2 separate regions of the Mus musculus genome follow, and region 2 is linked to region 1. A link is a loop called in an ENCODE intact Hi-C map of the cell type or tissue named here. Cell type or tissue: heart. All regions are shown on one strand. Links, peaks and the distances in the headings refer to the core of each region. The heading gives the core; the rest is flanking DNA. Region 1 holds the start of Ephx1 (epoxide hydrolase 1, microsomal). Region 2 overlaps H3f3a (H3.3 histone A).

Region 1 (2,801 bases), core at 88-2,587:
AACTGCTAGGAAGGTGAGAGGAAGGCTGTAGCACCAGGCCAGCTTGGGCTCTTGTGTGTAGAGTCCACAGACTGCAGAGTTTAAACTGCCAATACCCTGTTCAGAACAGCAGACTTTGCCAGAATAGGTGAAACACCTTAGCTAGATGCTCAGCTAGCCTTGGCCAACCAGCCAACTCGGGGGTGGGGCCAAGGCCTGGGCGGGGCTAGTGGGGGCGGGGCTAACAGGCAGCTGGTGTCACCAGCTCAGCAGCAGGCAAAGAGGCTCAAGAGGAGTTTGAGAGTGGAGGAACTGCACACCAGCCGCCGCGGGAGTAGGAACCCGAGAGCGACCCTGACAGTAAGCTCCGGGGACAGCAGCGGCACTCCAGCGTGAGAGTTGCGAGGGCTTCGCGTATCTCCCGCAGCTAAATGCGCTTCCCCTTATCCTAAGACCGATCCAGGCGTGCAATAGGCCATGCTTCTTAGTCCTGCATCTGATGCTCCATCCTCTTCCAGGGGCGTCAACCCCTTGCTTGCGCTTCGGAAGCAAGGGGTGGGTGCTGCGCCTGACAGCGATGCTGGCTCCTCAGCCCCCTGGTTTCCCCGCCCGCCCGCCCCCCCATGCATGTTTGTCCCTTGGGTTCCAGGCTTGCTACTTGCCCAGGCACCTGAGCCAATCCAGGTAGCTGAGGGCGCCGTCCAAGTGACTCTTAATTTTAACTTCTCCAGTCTGCACCTCCCGTCATTTAAACTTCCGGCGGCCAGAAGTCTGGATAGCCTTTCTGGCATCTGGTTGGCGGGATCAGGAGGGAGGTGGAGGGATCCGGTATGTATGCATGCGCGTTGACAGTAGGGCTGTGCCTTTGCTGGCATTCTGTGCTGCTGGCAGGATTGTAGAGATGGACATCTGCGACATTTGCTTCTCTGCCTCCGATTTCGGCCTGATCTTTTTTTTAAAGTCGCAGAGCCCCAGAGGCTCACATTGTTTTTACTGTGACAGTGACTTCCTCCCTCAAGTGGAGGCTTTCACTGGCTGTGCGTGGTCTGACTTCACACAAGACTTGAAGCTGAGGGGGCTGGGGGGAAGGGTGGAACAAAAACGTGGGCGTGTTCAGCAAAGACTTTCCATTCCCTAATACCCACACCAGGCGGGCCACGTGAGGGCTTCCTGTGTCCCTAAAGAAGTATGTTCAGTGCAACCGTGCTCAACGACACGGACTGACTGTTCAGACACTGCCCCCCACCCACCCACCCTGGGGATAGCAGGGAATGTGTTCTCATGGGCTCTGGGAGCTTTTGAATGCAGACAACAAACAAAATTCAAGGTCCTGGGTCAGATCCCCAACACCACATAATAAATAAACATATCTTTGTAAAATATAAATTATATTTGTGAGCTGTAGGAAATAGGAGGTCATAAAGAGGGAGCAGGACTGTTGACTAGAGAGGAAGAGGCCACACTTTCACACTCCAGAGGGTCAGGAGGGTCAGGAGTGCGCCTCACTACTCAGTATCCAGCTGCACAAGGCTGAGGAGAACATGCAAAGGCCCTGAGGCAGAGGTGCGCCTGCTGTGGGTGGCTTTTATGTCCTCAGTTGCCCTCTGGAAGAGAGACCAGAGTCAGTGAGGAGGCTCCAAGCTTTCAGCTGCCCCTCCGACCAAGAAAACAAGATTTCCCTAGACCCTCGGGTGCTCCTGGAGTCAGCTGGGTGACCTTCAGCACCATCCCTAATCCCCATGTTATCTGGTGTGACTGCACCAGCCTTTGGCTGTGCCTTACACACCTGCTGCCCAGATGAACTGAGAGGGAAATGCATGGGGAACAGAGGGAGGGATTTTTAGTGAAAGGGTGAGAGCCTCCACCAGACCCCTGGGGTCCAGTTTCTGCCCAGAGCCCAACTAGAGCACAGTGGTACCCACAAAAAGCCCTGTAAGGATGAGTAGTGTCTCTCCTCCATGCCCAGCAGCTCCAGCATGCCCAGGCATAGCCCTACTGATCTGGTGCCTCCACCCTTTTTGTTTTTTGTTTCCCCTGGGATCCTGGCCCTGGATCAAGTATTTGAAGGGCAGAGGCCCAAGTTCCACTTCCTGGTTCTTGTTTTAAGACCTCAGAGTATGGGAACACAGCCTGGCTGGAGGGATGAGGGACAACAGAGAATAAGATTGGAGGCAGGAGAGCCACTAGTCAGTGCCACTGGCCTTTTGGGGTTACCTGCAGGGGGTCTTCAGGCCAAGCTAGTATCATGGTGGAGTCACCAGGGAGCTGTGTTGATAAGACTGGGAAAGGATGTCCAAGAGGGAGCCCAGCCTCAGCCAGGAACCTTCTCCTGCATGGTGGTGCCCAGGGAATGGGGGGGGGGGGGAGGCGTCTGGCTCTCCATCCTCAGACATAATCAATTTCACAAACTGGTTCAAAGGAGCAAAGTGCCCTGCTACCAGGGCTTATTGATTTACTGAGGAAAACCACAGTTCATGCTTTCTCCCCAGAGAGCAACTGTTTTCCCTCTCAGAGTGTCTAGCGTGCTCCTTCCACCATTACAGGCCTGGGGTGACATCTGACTCCTGGCCCAGTGCCTGCCTTCCCTTGACTGCTACTTGGCCATCCTCACTTTCCTGTGGAGCCAAGCCACGGTGCAGAGCCACACCTATGCGCTCTTCCAAGGCTGAGGGGTTCACTTTAGGGGGACAGTGTTGTTTCAGCTGTGTTACTAAAATGTCTTTACAGAAAACTCCTCTTGACCAACTGACAAACAAGCCTTATTTGTGCTTAAGAAGGTGGAGTCTTTGCTGCCTCTAGCAGTGCAGAGGCTGAGGCGCAGT
Region 2 (2,801 bases), core at 247-2,746, 200 kb after region 1:
CCTTCCGCGGGCGGTGGCGGCGGCGGCTCCCCGGTCTCTCCGTCTCAGCCCAGCAGTGGCACCGCCGCGGCGTCGAGCCTGTCTCCCTCCGGCGCCGCGGGCTCCTCTTTCTTCGGTGAAATCCCTCCCGCTGCCCCTTCCCGGGACCCCAGACCTTCACCATGTCCCGCGCGAGCCTCTTAACTGCCGCCTCCGGGTCCCAGGCCCCAGTTTTTCGGGCGCAAAGGGGGTAAAATCGCCGCCGCTTTCCACCCCGGGCTAACTCGCTTTTTGCTGCCTCTCCACAGTTGTGCCTGAGCTTCACCATCTTGTCTCTCTTCTCTGGTCACCGACCATATTTTTTTTCCCCCCGTTTCTCTCTTCCCCATTTTAAAATGGAAGGAAAAAATTTTAAGAACATTTTTTTGCCTTTTTTGGAGAAAAAGAAACGATGCTTATGAAATGCAGAAAACAAAAAAAAAGAACTTTTGCATTTTTGGAGAGCGGCACGTGGCAGGGGATGGGGTATTTTCGAACGATTTGCTGTTTGTCTCTCTGGAAGGGAATCGGATACGTTTCCAATTGTTTCCATTTTGTGCTAGTCTTCGGGAGCCGAGTCGCTCGTTGCCAGCGCGGGGTGCGGGGACCGAGACGGGCAGGTCCGGTACCCCGAACCTAGGGACCCAGGGGAGGCAGAACCAAAAGTTTATGTGGTGCTGGGTGGGCCGGGCGGCCGGTGTCGAGCGCTAATTAAGCCTGGGTGCGGGGCAGTCGGCTTCCATAGCGAAGCCCGGGAGGGGGACGGGCTTTGTGGAATGCTCACTGGCGATGGCTGTTGTTCTTGCATTTCGAGACGCCTTTTTGTCAACATAACTATAAAGAAACAAACCTCAAGAATGTTTTTAGATATTTACAGCAACCCAACTGCCAGGCGCGAGAGGGGGGCAGCAAACCGAGCGGGGGGGGGGCGCTGAAACCTTTTTCTTTCTTTTTTTTCTTTTTCTTTTTTTTTTTTTTGGCTGTAATTTGACTCGACCTTTCTGTGTTTGTGGCTTCGTTCATTTGACTTGTTTGTGATCGAATGTTTGCAGACGTTTCTAATTTCTACTTTAATTAAATGAATTGGATCGAAAGCCATGGTGGGGGGCGTCTCTCTGGTTTTGGCTGTTTTATCGCTCGGAAATAGCTTTATAAAGTATAAATGCTGACAATTTTCTAGTTTGTTTTAAATCATGTTTGGGCGATAGATGTAATCCGCGCCCTTCCAAACTAATTATATAACAGTCCCCCCCCCTCCCCCATACTGATTAATTTCCAGATTTGGGGGGGGGGGGTTCTGGCAGGAATACTGTTATGTTTTAGTTGAATCCGATATTTTTTGTTTTTTAAACACTGATAGGTAAGTAAGGAGGTGTCCTTACCATGGCTCGTACAAAGCAGACTGCCCGCAAATCCACCGGTGGTAAAGCACCCAGGAAACAACTGGCTACAAAAGCCGCTCGCAAGAGTGCGCCCTCTACTGGAGGGGTGAAGAAACCTCATCGTTACAGGTATTTCTAAAACGTCGAGCAGTGGGATAGTGTCTAAGCAGTATGTCCGTGTAATTTAACAGGAAGATAGTCATACTTTTTGCTATGGGGAAAAGATGTTTCTCTCTTTTGAATGATTATTACTACTTGAATATGTATGCATATGTTTGTGAACACATGTATCTTAGTATTCAGTTTGATAGATAACATTACATTTTGAAGCTGTAATCTGATCTAAAAGCCTAAAAAGTCATAGTATAGTCAACTAGTGCTCTTAACTGCTGAGCAATCTCTCCAGCCCTCTAGTATAGTCAACTAGTAATAGGACACGTTAATATTTTTTTATATGGCCCTTTTTCTTTTTTTTCTTTTCTTTTCTTTTTCTTTTTCTTTTTTTTTTTTTTTGGTTTTTCGAGACAGGGTTTCTCTGCGTAGCCCAGGCTGTCCTGGAACTCACTAGGCTGGCCTAGAACTCAGAAATTCGCCTGCCCCTGCCTCCCGAGTGCTGGGATTAAAGGCGTGCGCCACCACGCCCGGCTCTTCTTTTCTTTTTTTTAACTAGTGAAGTCATACACTTTTAGGCAGCTCCTCATTTGTGGTAAAGTAACGACTTATGATAGGGAGACCAGTAAAGTTCCCAATGGTCATATTTACTTGGTGGGTTTTTCCCTACCTCATTTAGATATAACCAGTGTTGTTAAAGACATCAGCCATTAGAGGGCACAAGTTGCCCAAATTTACATAGACAGATTTTACAGTGAAAAGCTCAAGAGTAGAAGAAATAAGTCAGAATTAGAAAATAATTCTATAGGCAGTAACTTAAAACATTTTTTTGGCTGGGCAGTGGTGGGGCATTTAAATGCAGCAGGCAGGCAGGTCTCTGAATTTGAGGCCACCCAGGGCTATCCATAGAAACCCTGCCTGGGGGGTGGGGAGCAGAAATTTTTTTTATTAAGAAAAAAAACCACAAACAAGTTTTCAAATGTAGTTATGACTGATGCTAGAATGCTGGGAGATAAGACCCACTGAAGTGAATTGTTGAATTATGTAAGTCTTAGATGGGCCAAAGGAAAGTGATGCTGACCTCAGAAGAGACTAGGCAGCCTCTACCAACAGCCTAAGAGCTAATGTGTTCCCACGTTTTGTATGTTTAGAAGGCAGGGCTCATGTAACCCAGGCTTGCCTGGGACTTAGTATGTACCTGAGGCTTATGTCACACCTCATGCCTTTGCACCCTGAGCTCTGGTACAAGTGTGAATACCACAACCAGCTCAAAGTCTCAGGTCTTAGCAC

The links. Hi-C counts contacts between places; a loop is a spot of excess contacts. Peaks named below come from ENCODE experiments on the same cell type or tissue, not always from the same donor. Only the 100,000 strongest peaks of a DNase experiment are listed, where the experiment ranks them.
Region 2: it touches region 1 in a loop (4-fold over the local background); 1 of 42 quality-filtered maps calls a loop at or near these places.

The regions. Positions count from the first base shown.
Region 1 is chr1:181,014,965-181,017,765 of GRCm38, reverse strand. Ephx1 (epoxide hydrolase 1, microsomal) reads left to right here and starts at 197. Exons shown (of 9, transcript NM_010145.3): 1 at 197-339. In heart, for the core only: no CTCF peak of the experiment used is centred there; DNase peaks (open chromatin) are centred at 235, 1,085 and 2,035; H3K4me3 peaks cover 1,351 bases; H3K27ac peaks cover 2,289 bases.
Region 2 is chr1:180,810,527-180,813,327 of GRCm38, reverse strand. It overlaps H3f3a (H3.3 histone A), which reads left to right. Exons shown (of 4, transcript NM_008210.5): 2 at 1,379-1,529. The coding sequence starts at 1,402. Among named protein-coding and RNA genes, the nearest start is that of H3f3a, 1.7 kb to the left of the region's middle. In heart, for the core only: CTCF peaks have their summits at 1,321, 1,540 (motif pointing left) and 2,224 (motif pointing right); DNase peaks (open chromatin) are centred at 687 and 1,465; H3K4me3 peaks cover 2,420 bases; H3K27ac peaks cover 1,110 bases.